Regions from separate parts of the Mus musculus genome. Here region 1 is linked to region 2. The links are chromatin loops, found by intact Hi-C in ENCODE. Cell type or tissue: left cerebral cortex. All regions are shown on one strand.

Region 1 (8,000 bases), 170 kb before region 2:
AGTCATCTCCTTCCTGAAATTCCCCAGCTTCTCCCTGGAGAGCCTGTTATTTCCTTTCTGCCCTTGTATAGACACCTTGGACAAAGTTTTGTTACAGCACCACACTTTACTGAAAATACTGCCTACCATCTTCTGTCCAACCTCCCCCTAAGAGGAGGAGGACCCCAAAGTGTCTAAGCACTGAGCACAGTGCCTTGCCCAGAGAGGGACATAATAGTCAAAAGTTATTGTGCCAGCCGGGCTCCGGGCATAAGATCAGGGCCAGCCCATAAAAGCAGAGCTGGAGAGCTGACTCAGAGGTTAAGACAGCAATGTGCAACCGCAAAGGCCTAAGTTCAGGCTCGAGTACCCACTAGCAAGCTCAGCACTGTGAGGGAGAAGACAGTATTGTCGGTGTTTGCTGGCTGCTTCAAGAGGCCCATAGTGAGACTCTGTCTCAAACAAACAAACAAAACAAACAAAGGAATAGAGTGTTAGAGAAAGCTTCCTTCTTTGACCTCCAGGGATGTGCACAGGGACACACACTCAGACACATATGTGCAGATATCACACCACATTCACACATACCAAAAAACAAAAAACAAACAGGCTGGAGAGATGGCTAGTTAAGAGCAATGACTGCTCTTCCAGAGGTCCTGAGTTCACAACCATCTGTAATGGGATCTGATGCCCTCTTCTGGTGTGTCTAAAGATAGCTACAGTGTACTCACATACATTCAATAATTCTTTAAAAAACAAACACCACAGGGTGGGGGGAAGTACACTTGTACATACATACCACACACACACACACACACACACACACAGAGCAGTGCATGAAGCTCTTTCAGATAAGCACCTAAACTCATATGCTTCCATGGTAAAGGAACCACAGACCAGACAGGCTCTAAGTAAAATGCAGATCTTCTGAGAAGGAATGTTCTTCAAAAGGCTCTAAGGGCACCAAAGCCCCGCTCTCTGCTGCAGAAAAGCAGAGAAAAGGTGAGGATGCACACCTCAACTAATGCCACTCAATACCAAAAAAAAATTATCAATAAGCCAAAGCCAGAATCCCAAGATGGCAAGGTCCCTAAGACACATTTGCGTCAGGCAGTCTCTTACCTTGTCCTGGTCACACACTCCGATTAACAAAGATCACTGGATTGATAGACCACTGGCTCCCAGAACTAACTGCTGTACTGGGTGACGGAGGACACTGAGAACCCAGTTTCCATCTCCCCTGATTCGCAGACATCTGCCATCCCCTCCATAACTCCCTAGCCTCTTAGCAGACCACGACAACTCCGATCTTTGCTAACCTCCACCTCCAGGCAGCCACAACCACTGCTGGGGCTGCACAGAACCCAGAGGCAGCTGTGGACGCTCTTGCAATTCTCCCAGCCCCTCTGACTCCTTCCGTTCAGTGTCTTCTCCTCTGCACCCTCACGTCCAGCCAGGCCTCAGTCACTACCCACACACCCTTCCTTTCTCCATTCTTCCTATCTGCCATTCCATAGCTTTGAAGATTAGAGCAACTCATTTCTTCTTTTTGGTGCTTCTCCATCTGTTGCTTGTCCCACCTTACAGGAAATTACATCAAGTGAGATCATGCCCAAAAAAGCTCTGTGATCTACACAGTTAAACATAAAGCCAGGCGTTACTGTTCTAATCGTCGGTCTAAATTATCGGTTTGCATGCAAACTCCTGGCCTCTCCTCCCTCACTTCTGACCACTTTTGACAGCACAGTAAGGTGAATACTTCTCAAGCGCTGCTCTCTTCACTGTCCATCCACCACCTTCACCGCGATCGTCTAACAGTCCCCGGTTCGGTGTGTGCAGTCTCCTCTGCCCCACCAAGGCTGTTCCCAGTGCTTTCTATAGTCTTACACACCACGCCCACCCTTCAACGTCTAGCTAATGCTCCACTACGTACAAACAGAGACAGATTTAAGAACGAATCTTCTTAAATGTGATGAAAGAATTAAGCATTGATTCGGTTTGAAGAAAAACGCTGGGAATATCTGTCATCTGATGCTGGAAGAGGCAATGTCCTCCTCAGCTTCCCTCAGTGTTTTTTGAGGCAGGGCCTCTGTAGCTGGGGCTAGCTTGAAACTCACTAAGTAGCCCAGACTGTCCCCAAACTCAAAGAAATCTTCCTGTATTTACCTCTCAGGGGCTAGGCTTATAAACAGGTATCACAAGCATGGCTTAAAAGCCAACTTTCAGTTTTATTCTTGTTTAAGTAGCCATGGCTGTCCTGGAGTTCAATATGTAGAGTAAGCTAACCTCAAACTCACAGAGATCTGCCTGCTTCTGCCTCCCGAGTGCTGGGATTAAAGGTATATGCCACCTCACCTGGTAAGAGTTAACTTTTTTTGTTTGTTTGTGTTTTGAGACAGTCTGTCCATGTAGCCCAAGCTGTCCTGGAACTCACTCTGGAGACCAGGATGTACTCGAACTCACAGAGATTCACTTACCTCTGCCTCCCAAGTGTTGGCATTAAAGTTGAATACTACAAAACCAGGCTCACTCCTGGTAGCTCCCATTTTTAATCCCAGCACTTGGGAGTCGGATCTCTAAGTTCAAGGCTGCCTGGTCTACAGAGTGAGTTCCAGGACAGCCAGGACTACACAGAAAAACACTGTCTCAAAAAACAAAAACAGCACCCAAGTTGAGTGTTACCCACACCTGGAAAGTCAGCTTTTCCTTGGTTTAACTCTAAGAGATAGCCTAGACAAGGACAGATGCCACAGGGAGGCTTACACTAAGAATCCTAGCAACTGGGGTGTTCAGGAGAAGCAGGCACTGAAGGCCAGTTGTGGCTACACAGGGAGTTTGAGGCCAGCCTCTATCTCGGGGGGGGGGGGGGCATATTCAGTTATTTCCCCATTATTAGAACTGTTCAAGCCTGATTGCAAAATTTGCCAAACTGACAAGAGTATCACATATGGAGGTCAGCTACAGCAAAGGTGGCTGCGGTTAGAAGCCCAGCACTGAGATGAGAGGAGGCTGAGAGGTCTTCTGGTCCTAACTCCTGGTTTAAGGGCTGGATAAAGTAACTAACCCAGAGCAGTAGTTTGTTCTACATAGCAGGTAGCAAAATGTGCCTGTCAGCTAAGATCTTGCCCCTGAACAGCATCACCTGAGAACCTGTTACAAATGCAGACTAGATAAGAGCTATATTTCCACCAGACTCTATTAAACACATACCTCCATTAAAGTAAAAACCACTGGCACACACTGCCCCTTTACAATGGTGGGTTTCTACCTCGGGAACTTCATTTCCAAAAACAGCACCAGACGTTAAGTAGACACGACCAAAACTCAAGCAAGCAAGCAAGCAAGCAAACAAACAAACAAAAATCCAGTATCTCCCTGTCTATTTGGGGGAGATTATGCATATATATATATATATACATACATATATACACACACACACACACACACATACATACACACATACATACACACACATACACATGCCCTAGAGACTCTTGAGAAATATATCCAGCATACTAAAAGTTCTGAAATAGTCTGCTGAGAAAACCTGAACTTTCAAATATATATATGAATGCAAAGCACCTTTTACATAATAAAGTTATGGAGCTGAAGAGCTGGTTCAGTGGTTAAGAGCACCTACTGTTCTTACAGAGGACCTGACTTCAGTTACTAGAACTACAACTGGCTCTAACTCCAGCTGCAGGGGCCTGACATTTCTGGTCCCTACACTCATACATATTTTCCTATTTTTTAGGTTATCCTTATCTGTTTAAATACAGTACAAGAAGACAGGCTTTGACAGCACAGTAGGCTAAGGACGCCAATTTCTGACACAGTTCTTCCATTCTCAGTACCTTTTAAGTACACCAGGGTAACAAGGGGCCAGCAGCCGCTTGCAGCTCTCTGCGCTGCTGTAAATGGATTTCAGTCTAAAGACCTGCCTCTTTGAAAACAGCAATTTCGCATCTGTGTGCTTTAGCTGTCGTCCTGCTCAGTTACGAGAGGTGTGTGTACAAGACGACTACACAAGGATCGTTTTGTAAGCCTAGTTGGACCCCAGGACAAGGCGTACTCACACATCAAACGCATTTCCAGACCCTCCACGTCTGAACCCTCTAGGATTAATTTTTGTCTTCGTTTAACACAAATTCCTAAACACGTGCCCACAGAAAGCCTGCGCTCACTACGGTGTCACAGTAAGCAGGGGCCCCTCGCAAATCTGAAGGAGAGTGGGCAAGCCTGGGAGAAGCGCTCAGCGGGGCCCCAGGCCTGCCCGGCCGCCCGCCCGGGTGCCACCCACCCTTCGAGCCCACCAAGTCCTAACCCCGAGTCCCCGCCAGCTCCGCGAGAGCTTCGGGGCAGCTCAGCAGACAGTCGGCGGGGTCGCCGCCCGCGTACCTGCTGTCAGGGCTCCGCGCCCCGATCGGCCCCGCCGCCGCCCGCCGCTCCGGACTTGCTGCCCCGCCCCGCCCCGCCCCACGGACTGCCCTGCGCGCCGCCCGCTCCCGCAGTGATCCCCAAAGCCCTCGGGTCCCAGAAAACTCTAGATTTCTGTGAGCAGTCTCCTCATTCCTGCTGCCTCGCCCTAGCTGACAAGGTCTCGCCAAGCGAGGCAGAGAAAACATCGATAAGGCACTGAGCTAGACACCTGCGGCAGGATGCGTGCATGTGTGCATGCGCACGCGCACTACGTCTGGGAAGTGGATTAGGACCGCGGTCGTGAGGCGGGGCGGGGTGAACGCCCTCTGCTGGAGGAGGATCTTAGGGGAAGGATTGGGAATTTTGTTTTGATCTCAAAAAGTGACAATTATGGCCTGGAGATCGGGAGAAATAAATTAAGATGTCCATTCCCTTTTTTTCTCCCCTCTTCAGCATTCCTCAACCCCCATCCCCCAGAAACGGAACTGTCTAGAACCATTGCTGTCAGCAGCATTGAGGTGCGTCTTTTCAATGGAGGTGGTATAGAAAGTTTCAACAGTCCTTTTGTCTTCAGTGGCTTATTGCTAGCTTTTGAGAGTTAACTGGCTTGTTAAAACTAGCGACAATCCAGTACTAGACAGGATGAGGCAGGAGGATTGCCCCGAGTTCTAAATTAGCCTGAGGTACTAAGGTACCAAGTATACAATGATTTAGGCAGGCATGAAGGAAGGATCAAGCAAATGTGCAACTCCACAGGAGGAGGAGTTAGGATTTCACAGACCGGTTCCAATTCCTCCTCCAGTCTATGAGCTGTGTGAAATCCTGTGCTGGTAACAGCCTCTCAGTATCATGTCCTTATTTGTAAAATGACTGTCAGTGACAGGATCTAGAAAGAATGGACACCTCCTCTATAGCAATCCTCTCACCCCCATTTCACCTTCTAAATATTTCTATTTATTCTGAACATACAATGCATTCCTACCATTCAAAAATCAAACTGGAGCCTGTGGAATGGGTCAGCAACTAAAGGGACTTACCATACAAGCCTGACAACTTGAGTGTGATTCCTGGAATCCACGTGAAGATAGGAGAGAACTGACCAAACACACGGACACACCAGACCACACGCACACCACATATCACACATACACACACATACACACACCACCACCACATACACATATACACTGTACACACAAACTACCAAATGAAATATAATAATAAAATTAATACTTAAGTATTTACTGGGCCAAACATGATGGTACATGCCTTTAATTCCAGCACTCTAAATGCAGGGGAAGGTGGTTCTCTAAAAGCTGAAGGCCAGCCTGTAGTATGGATTAAGTTCCAGGCCAGTCAGGATTACATAGCCAGGATTGGGCTGCGGCGATGGCTCAGTGGATAAGAGCACTGACTACTAGCCAGCTTGATCTACAGAGCTAGTTCCAGGACATCCAGGGACATACAGAGAAAGCTGACAGAAAGTACCACATCTCAAGCCCCCTGGAAAAGTATGTACTGAGAAGCCTCCCTTTAGCCCTTGTCCCACCCTAGTATAACCTTCTTGCTTGCTACAGGTAATTGGTTTCTTGGTCATCTGGTAGATGTTTTAAATACAGGCTCTTATGAACACAGAGTTCTACTCCTTTCATCTCTTATGCAATAGGTAGTACAGTATAGAGACTTACATTCTGCCTTTTTTCCTTTATAGAATCTGTAAGGTTTATATTTTATGAGTGTTTTGCCTACATGTATGGTATGTCTGCACACCAGGCACATGGGAAAGACAGAAAAGGGCTTAGGTCCCCTGGAGCTAGAACTGGTTGGAGATGGTTGTGAGCGGAGCCATGTGGGTGCTGGGAATTGAACTCAGGTCTTTTGGAAGAGCTGCCAGTAACCACTCTTAACTAACACTGAGCCATCAAATTCAAATGAAGTGGGTAAATGTTTTCCGGTTATACAAGCTGTATTTGAAATCTCAGCACTTGGGAGGTTTAGGTATGAGGAGTTCAAGGCCACCCATGGCCTGACAGCCATCCTGCACTACAAGAGAACATCTCTTGAAAAACAGAGAGAGATCCTCATGTGTAGGTGTACATATTTATCAACTGGATTCCTCTAGTTACTTTGTTTCCAGTTGTATGCATGTGTGTTCATGTTTGTGGGAGCACACATGCGTGTATGTGCATTTGGAAGCCAGAAGTTGACCTGGAATCTCTTCCTCAATCACCCTCCTCCTCCTCCTCCTCCTCATTATTATTATTATTATTATTATTATTATTATTATTTTGAGAAAGGGTCTCTCACTGAACCTGGAATTCAATTCTGGCTAGACTGGCTGGCCAGCAAACCCTAGGGCTTGTCCCATCTAAACTTCCCCAGAATGGAGAGTATGGGCTGGGGGCTTATTTGCAGGTCCTCAATGCTTTGCTTTACATAGTAAGTGCTCTACTGGCTGAGCCAGCCTCCTGGCCCACTTTCTAGTCTTTTGCTGTTCCGTGTTGTGCAACCATGAGGGTACATAGGACATTTCACATGTGAGCATATTTGTGTATATATTAATTGCTTAAAATGTATTGGCTGTGTGTATGTGTCTGGTTGATACAATGTTTTTCTGTCATATGCAAAATTCTAGGTTCATTTCCCTGAACACAGGAGTAAAAATCAAACGGAAAAAAATAGGTGTTTCAATCCAAGATGAACTAATAAGCTCCAGGAGCTAGGAAAGGAGAGCGAATTAATGTGTGGACTCACTCTATGCTTATAATCACAGTTATGCACTTCCTCCCTTACTGAAAGGACAAAGTTCTGCCTGGGAGCCAGATTTACCTTACGGTCCTTCTATCTTCCCTTTTAACGAGTGTTTTGAGGACAGGGGGGGTGGGGGGTGGTGGAGGTGAGACAGAGAACGCTAGGGAACAACCTTATCCCTAAGCCTTGTCTCCTAAGCCATGACAACTGCGCCCCCTGGAGTCCCGTTAAGGAAATAAACAGGTTTGGAAGAAATGGCACCATCTTTGCCAGTCAGTTCCTGCGGCAATTCGTTTATTTTTGAGCAAGGTCCATTTCCCAGTGTGGAGGCTCAGGACCCAGAGTGGGGCACAGGCTTGGTGGGGAGCAGCCAGGCTTTGGGGGTCTCGTTCCTTATCTGTTTCATAATCACCTGAGGCTTGGACACACCTGTCTGGATGGGTTGCTGCTCAGGCGCCTGGGGGGTGCCTTCTTCAGCCTCCTTCCGGATGACAGCAGGATTGAGCAGCTCCTGGGTTCCCCGGTTCCACATACTCACACCAGGAACCAGCTTCATGGTTTCTGAAATAACCATGGGCTTCCAAAGCACTTGGGACGTAGCCTCGAGGACCTGGGGCGCCGCTAGGGGCCATCCAGAGTCCTCCTCCAAAGGTGTCACCTCCACAGGTTCCTGACCCTGTGGAGGCACGCGAGTCCGACCCGCCCACAGCTCTCCCAGCTGCTCCGCCTCCCGCTCCCAGCCACTTGGCCACTTAGCTAGGGGCCATAGTTTGGGGGTAGGGGTGCTGGCGACGTCGGGAGGGATTGGGTTTCTAGGGAGGAAGCGGAACCCGGGGCTGAGGAATGGCACG
Region 2 (8,000 bases):
ACATGGAAATTTAGAAAGGAGTAATATGATCCTATTTGTATGAATGTAAAACTACCTGTGAACGTGAATCCATGAGTCTGTACCTGCAAACGTGCATCTGTAAGTACATACACGAACCTACTATAAAGGTCTGAAAGGCTGCCATCCAGTTATCAGCTGCTAGGAAGCAGAAATGGGCAGGGTTCTGAGACACAGTCTCTCTTTATTCACACTCCTACAGTCTTTAAATTTATCTTAATTGTCTATTTCTGTTTTGAAATATTCTTAGGCGCTGGAGAGATGACTCAAAAGTTAAGAGTGCTTGTGGTTCTCGTAAAGGACCAGAGTTCAGTTCCCAAGCTCACACTGGAACTCCAGCTCCCAGGAGGGGTCCAGTGCTCTCCTCTGGTCTCCATGGGCGTACACACACACACACACACACACACACCCCAAATAAATAAAATGAATCTTTAGAGAACACCAAAAATATTCTAGAGTATAAAAGCTAGGAAAAACTACACAGCAAGGCTCGTTTGTAGCCTCCACTCCCCCAGCCTTAATGGTTCCACTGTTTACACCTGGATGGAGCTTGCCACTCAATCGTTCTGCCACGCCCACTGCTGTTCGGAGCCATACACGTGGTCACCCTGCTACTGGACTCCAGGACTATTTGGCGGGAATCGGTCCCCCTTCCCCTCCTTCATAACTGCATGTTGGAATAGTAAAATTGAGCTTTGATCAGAGTTGATTTTGACTTGGCTCTGTTCTTTCTTCCGTTCGTTTAGTTCCTCTCTTTCAGCCCAAGCTGCCATCTCAATTGAACCGTTCCTCTCGAGCTGCTGGTCGGCCCGCAACCCTCGTTAGTTATTAACGAGGGACATATCAGTTCTATGTTATCATTTTTAGTAAAAATGTGTTTAATTATTACTTCTGTTAAAATGAATCTTAACATTTAAAAGAAAAAAAAAAAGGCGAACTATTATATTGGCCCTACCTTATCGTACAGATTACAGAGTAACTCATTGGCACACTGTCTCACAAGTGTGATTGGCATCCAAGGTGAGGGGCTAGGCTGCTGTGTGATGAGAGGCCCTGGGTAGGTGAGTTAACAGGCTTTCCTGGGGGCACTTCTGAAGTCAGCCAGTTCTACCTCTGACGCTGGCATCTGCTTCTACAAGTAAAGGTCAGGGAAAGCCAGAGAGAAGGTAGTGGCGGAGGCATGGACAGAGGCGGGGAGGGAAGAGCTGAGGAGAGACCCTGAGGGTCCACTGAGATACAAAGGGCCTAAGAAAAGCCAGGGTTTGGATGAATAACTTCTGTGTATGACTCGCGAATGCCAGGCAGGTTATTTCTAGAGCGACATTCCTGAGGAGAGGTTGGTAGAGGCGGCAGACTTTTCCACCTCAGGAACAAAGAAGGTTCAGTCCATGGTGCTGGCTCCAACGCAGGAGGCGCAGGGAGTGAGATGACTTCACATTCATTCAAGGACTTCTCCTGTCTCCCACAGGGATAGCAAGTACAGTACACTTTTTTTTCCCTGGCCAGCACGATCAACTCTGCTAAACAGTTATGCAGATTCATTCATTTCTAGCTGTTTCGTTCATCTCATCAGGGACACACAACTCTCTCTGTCCCTGTTGAGTTTCTAAAGCAGCAGCCTTGAGAACTCCGTCTCAGACTCCTGTCCGCTCCATTGTGTTTTATGGTGCTAGAATAATAAGCACAAGATATTGCCAGAGCAGCATTTAAATAACTAATGTGGCTCGTCTGGTGACGACAGAGGCAAACACAGTGAGGGGGTGGCTGGTCCTTAGTGAGGCAAAAGAACTATGAAAGCAACAAGGCAAGGATAGAGCTAGAGAGATGGACTTGAGGGGCTGGAGAGGTGGCTCTGTGGTCAAGAGCACTGGCTGCTTTTTCAGGAGACCTGGGTTCAATTTCCCCACGCCTGCATTTGGCTAATGACTGCCTGTAGCTCCTGTTCAGGGGATCCAACTGACCACCCTCTGGCTTCCCCAGACACACATGTGGTACATGTACACACAAAACATTCATATACATAAAGTATATATATAAAAAAAACCAAACCCCGAGAGTCTCAGAGAAGTAAGTATAAAGGGTAGAAGATTGGGAACTCCCCTGATGGGTAGCGGGAGGGGACAAGACATCATTCTTCATAGAATCATCATCACCACCACCACCATCACTCAACAACATCATCAACAACAACATTGAAAAGGGTTTTCTAAAACTGTACAGCTAACATGGAATGGCGAGGCCAAGGAAAAGTAGTTCTGCTGAGAAGAAGGGGATGAAGCTGGGTGTGGTGGCCCATGCTTTACCCAGCATGCAGGAGGCAGAGGTAGGTGGATCTCTGTAAGTTCAAAGCCAGCCTATTTTACACTGAGACTTCCAAGTCAGCCAGAGAAACACAGTGAAACTGTATCTTTTAAAGAAAGGTCAAAGAAAGAAATGAAGGAGAATTTTTTTTTTAACAGCAAATATGCTAAAGCTAGACCAGAAGATAAGCGTGACGCTATGCACGAGGGGGGCGTGCAGGCCTCAAGGTTTTGCTGTAGCTTTGCTGATGGTTTCGTCACGGCTTAGAGGACGGGTAGGGAGAAAACTCATCAGAAATGGAACACTAAGAGAGGAAGCAACAAAGATTCAGGTTCCTAGATGTGTCCCAGCGGCAGAGATGTGGATGTCACCTCTGTTCTTGTGGATTACCGCAGTGACAATTCCCTCTCTAAAATGTTCGGCTTTTCCATTAGTTCTGAGGTTGGGAAGCGACATGTCTGAGGGTGCAGGCAAAAAAAAAAAAAAAAAAAAAAAAAAAAAAAAAAAAAACGACTCTGAGGAACGGGTTCTTGAACGCAGCACGTGTTGTACAATGGAGAACGCCCTGCCTTGTTCTCCAGATGAGTCAGGCAGGCAGTCTTCTCAGCACTGTCCATTGTTAGTGTTTCTAACTTTTTAAAAGTTTATTTCATGTATTTTTGTGTGTATAGGTGTTTTTTGCCTACGTGCACGTGTGGGGGACCATGTGTGTGTGGTGTTCACAGAGGCCAGAAGATGGCAGTAGATTTCCTGGAACTGGAGTTACAGGTGGCTGTGAGCCACCTTGTGAGTGCTGGGAATTGTTGGCACTCAAACCCGGGTCCTCCAGGAGAGCAGCCAGTGCTTGTCACTGTGGAGCCATCTTTCCAGCCTTCATTTCTCACCTCCTAACTCACACACTCTGGGGGAGAGTAACAGCAGAGTTTTCTTGTTTGAAGAGATTCTCGTGTCATCCCCACAGAGGTGCTGGGCTTCAGGTTGGAACCTTGATTCTGCTGTCTCAGAAGAAATGGCATCCTTTCAGGGACAAGCACTGGCTGCTCCTCCTAAGGGCTCAGGTTGAATTCTATTGTCACCTCCTCGTGGAGCCATCACTCTTCAGAGACTCCGCCTTCCTCTTCCTCTGTGATGGTCCAGGGCGCTCCTCCCCATTGCCCCCGTTGACACCCTGGTTTTTCAAGATCCAGTTCAAATGCCACCTGTACCTGTCCTGACCCACCCTTCATGTGTAGGTGATGATGGCGAGGCAGATAGCTCATTGTATAGTTTGTGTTGTCACACATTTGATCTTCCCCATTTAAGTGCAGGCTTCTTTTCATGTCCATCCTGCCCCATCCCCCAGCTGGGGCCTTGGCAGAGGCCTGTCACTCCCATTGCTTTTCCTGTGACCCTTCTGCTTCAGCTAAGTTAGTCTCCTTGTCACGTGACTTCCTTCCTTCCTTAGGGCTTTTATTACTCTGTTAATCCGAGGCCTTGCACCTCCTCCAGCCTTTGACTCAGAACGTTGTCCAGGAGCTGTGCTCATATGATCTTTCCTTGTCTGCTTTAATTAGTAACGGAGGGGTGCTTGTGAGCTTCATTGTGCAGTATTAATCATACTTGTTAATTTATTTCTGTTGAAGGCTTTATTTCCCCGAGTTTTTGAAAGGCAGTGTGATTTAGTAGCAAGATCAGGACTTGAGCTGTGCCTGGGATGTTGTTAGTTGTGTGTTTTTGGGAGCAGCAGGGACACTAGAACCTATTTCCTAGTTATCATAACACACTACAGTGTACGTTGTTTAAGAACAGCATGCAGTAGGTCAGCCACTGCCTTCATCCTCCCGTTCCTCTTCCATTTCTTTATCTTTCCCTCCCTTTCTTGCTGTCACTCTGACATGAAACAGGGTCTCACATGGTCCAGCTTGGTCTCAAACTCATTATATAGACAAGGATGACCTTGCCCTTCTCATCTTCCTGTCTCCACTTCTCAAGTTGTGGGGATGATGAGGGTTGGCATTCACCACCACACCATAGTTTATGTGGTGCTGAGGGTCAAACCCAGGGCTTCATGCATGTAAGGCAAGCATGCTAGTAACTGTGCCACACGCCCGGCCCTTCTACTCTTCCCTACTCTCATGGGCAGAAAAAAAAAGGTACTTTCCTTTTTCTTCAAACTGTGTTTTGCTAGGTCATCCTCCTTGGCTTCTGCTTTCCTCTGGGTTAGAACAGCAGCGCCCACTGCAGCATTGCTCACAAACATAACTAAATGTGCTAAACGGGAGAGCTGGGAAGGAGATATTGTTCTTCTTAGATAATACTGAAGCATAGCTCCTCCCAGAAAGCAAGGCATTACGCATCTGATGAAACAGGCCCCTTGACGCGGTGCCGCTCGAAACTACAGCTAACCATTGGAACAACCTTGCCTGAGTCCCTGTAAGCCATAGGAGGTGGCATCCACAGTCTATGTGTGGACTTATTCTGCCCCCTAGTGGCCACAGCAGTGACAGCCTTCACTTGGATTTATTATGAACTGCCACGTGGGTGCTGGAGGAAGTGTTTCGCTGGGAATGGGCTTGAAGAGCTTAAGGACTGACCCGACAGCCAGCTTGCTCTTCTTTTCTTTGTGTTTGTGGCTGAAGCTCTCGGCTTCCTGCTCCTGCCGGCATGCCTGCTGCCATGCTATTCCTCACCATTGTAAACTCAGCCCCCTGTGCACCATAAGCCCAAACAAACTTTCTTCTCTAAGTTGCTTTGGTCATGGTATTTCATCACAGCAACAGGAAAGTAGCTATTCCTCTGAGCTGGAAATGATAGTGATGGCTAGGCTGAGAGCCCACTGGATATGAAATAAGGACACTGGTCACCTAGAAGCATTGCAGACTTTTAAGTGCCATGCAGCTCTTGGGAATAAAGATTAAAAAGTTGCTGCTGAGGAAGTCTACATCTACAGTGATGTGAACATTTGAGATGCTCAAAGTCTTGCCGTTTCTTTCACTTTTTTCTTTTTAGTGAAGTATGTGATCCAAATTGGAAGAAAAATATATCTTAACTACAGGTTTGTTTGTTTGTTTGTTTGTTTTTCTGAGACAGGTTTCTCTGTGTAGCCCTGGCTGTCCTGGAACTCACTTTGTAGAGCAGGCTGGCCTCAAACTCAGAGTTCCACCTGCCTCTGCCTCTCAAGTGCTGGGATTAAAGGCATGTGCCACCATGGCCCAGCTCTCTCTCTCTCTCTCTCTCTCTCTCAAGATTTATTTATTTGATATATGTGAGTATACTGTCTTCAGACACACCAGAAGAGTGCCCTTACAAGATCTCATTACAGATGGTTGTGAGCCACCATGTGGTTGCTGGGAATTGAACTCAAGACCTCTGAAAGAGCAGTCAGTGCTCTTAACCGCTGAGCCATCTCTCCAGAGCCTAACTACAGTTTTTTGTTTTTTGTTTTTTTTTTTTTGGTTTTTCGAGACAGGGTTTCTCTGTGTAGCCCTGGCTGTCCTGGAACTTACTTACCAGGCTGGCCTCGAACTCAGAAATCCGCCTGCCTCTGCCTCCCAAGTGCTGGGATTAAAGGTGTGCGCCACCACTCCCGGCTTTAACTACAGTTCTTAAACAACGGTCCCATTTTCATATCATAGAAGAAGAAGAGGAAGAAGAAGAAGAAGAAGAAGAAGAAGAAGAAGAAGAAGAAGAAGAAGAAGAAGAAGAAGACGACTCTATGTTAAAGATGTCACTTAGTAGTGACTGAGGTGTGCCAAAGTCTAAAATATTACCTGGCGCTGGAGAGATGGCTCAGTTGGTAAGGGTTTTGCCTCTCAAGCATGAGGGCCTGAGTTCAAACCCAGAACTAATGTGAAAATGCTAGGGCATGGTGGTGTGGAGGCAGGAGGATACCTGGGCTCACTGGATAGCCAGTCTAGTCTCGGTGGTGAACTCTAGAACCAGCAGAGACCCTGTGTCAAAGGAGGTGGGTGGCATTCCTGAGGATGGCACTGCTGTGCTCTGGCTTCTACACATACCCCCCACATCAGCAAAGAATAAAAACAGATAAAGTAGTATTTGGCTTGCTAAACACTAGTCTTAGGAGATATTTAAGACTTCTTCATGGGAGCACATGCCTATAGTCGCAGCTCTAGGGAGGCTGGCACAGAATTGCTGTGAATTTGGCTATGGGATGGCTCCTGAGTACCAGGGCAGTCTCTGTCCCATAAAGAGGCCATGTTTTAAAACAAAAGTCTTTTATTCCTCCTGCAGATATTAATTTATGTATTATATAGCTTAAGAGTATTTAATGTAAACTAACATAACTTTCAAAGTTAAAAGTGTTGAAGCTGGCTGGGAAGTAGTGGTTTCATAGGCACCGTGGTAAGGAGAGGGGAAAGGGCAGGGCTGATGGCACAGCCCCAACAGCCACAGCACTGTGCTTGTCTCCTTTAAACATTTAACATTGTATTCATAAATTATTGCCGTTATTACGTGTGTGTGAGCATGCGCACACTGCTACACATGTGTGGCAAGTGTGCAGGGTGCAAATGTGTGGAGGTCAGAGGGCAACTTTTGGGAGTCAGTTCTCTAACGTCACTGTGAGGTCCAGGGATTGAACTTGGATCGCCAGGCTTGCAGAGTGAGCTAGGTTGAATCAGACAAAGTTGAAAAGGTCTCTGAAAACAAAGAAAATCCCAAAGCACGTGCGCGTGTGTGTGCATGCACCCCACCCCCCCAAAGCACGTGCACACACCTAGGTTGCATGACTGTGACTGTACTTCTGCATGGGTCTGCATTTTTGACTCACTGCAAGAGTTTTCTCAGGATACTGGGTTCATGAAAGAGGAACTGATGACTCAAAAGCAAACACATACAAATTCCAAAGGTATCTACAAATTCCCCTCTTCGTGTTTAGATATCAGTTCCCCCATGTTATAAGTCCCTTGACATCATAGGGCTTTTTATATTGCCAACTACACTAATTAAAAATTACATTTATTTGTGTGTGTGTGAGTGTGTGTGTGGTGGGTGTGTGAGTGAGTGATGGTGTGCATGGGGTAGTCAGATGGCAACTTGCAAGAGCTGGCTCTCTTCTTCCACCGAGTGAGTCCTAGCGATTGAACTAGGGTATGGAGCCTCAGGATTTTGCGCTTGGCAGAAAGTACCTTTACTTGCCTTAGATTTTAATTAACCCCCCCACCTCATTTTTGTGTATGGGAGTGTATGTATGTGTGCAGGTGTGCATGATCCTGTGATTGCATGTGTGGAGGCCAGAGGTGAACATCAGTCTTCCCCTATTGCTCTCTGCCTTATTTCTAGATAGAGTTTCTCACTGAGTGAGTGGCTTACTGTTTGGGCCAGGCTGCCTGGCCAGGAAGCCGCTGGAATGCTCCTGCTTCCACCTCACCAGTTAAAAGACAGTGAGGAAGAAGTCCACTGAAACAGAGAGCCAGAGAGCCAGAGAGTGCTTTAGCTCAGCCCAAGGCCCTGGCTGGCCCTTGTACTACAGTGTGGGGAAAACTGAAAACAGCTTGGAGTTTAGGCTTAAAGAATGGGACTGAGGCCAGGCAGGGTGGCAAATGTCTTTAATCCCAGCACTCAGGAGGCAGGGGCAGGCAGATAGGTCTCTGTGAGTTGAAGGCCAGTCTAGTCTACATAGGCAATTCCATGGCAGCCAGGGCTACCTAATAAGACTCTGTCTCAAACAACAACAACAACAA

What was found. Hi-C counts contacts between places; a loop is a spot of excess contacts. Peaks named below come from ENCODE experiments on the same cell type or tissue, not always from the same donor. Only the 100,000 strongest peaks of a DNase experiment are listed, where the experiment ranks them.
Region 1: it touches region 2 in a loop (5-fold over the local background); 25 of 42 quality-filtered maps call a loop at or near these places.

Annotation. Positions count from the first base shown.
Region 1 is chr6:83,162,372-83,170,371 of GRCm38, reverse strand. It overlaps 1700003E16Rik (RIKEN cDNA 1700003E16 gene), which reads right to left. Exons shown (of 4, transcript NM_027948.1): 4 at 7,397-8,000. The coding sequence ends at 7,481. It overlaps Gm15624 (a long non-coding RNA gene), which reads left to right. Exons shown (of 2, transcript XR_003956319.1): 2 at 3,734-4,829. It also overlaps a transcript of Dctn1 not described here. Among named protein-coding and RNA genes, the nearest start is that of Gm15624, 6.4 kb to the left of the region's middle. In left cerebral cortex, CTCF peaks have their summits at 3,836, 4,730 (motif pointing left) and 7,376 (motif pointing left); DNase peaks (open chromatin) are centred at 4,206, 4,657, 5,089 and 7,397; H3K4me3 peaks cover 2,205 bases; H3K27ac peaks cover 2,316 bases.
Region 2 is chr6:82,993,620-83,001,619 of GRCm38, reverse strand. The region is part of intron 4 of M1ap (meiosis 1 associated protein); the gene reads right to left. Among named protein-coding and RNA genes, the nearest start is that of Gm32644, 25 kb to the left of the region's middle. In left cerebral cortex, CTCF peaks have their summits at 3,032 (motif pointing right), 4,577 and 4,778 (motif pointing left); DNase peaks (open chromatin) are centred at 3,396, 3,714 and 4,742; H3K4me3 peaks cover 368 bases; H3K27ac peaks cover 828 bases.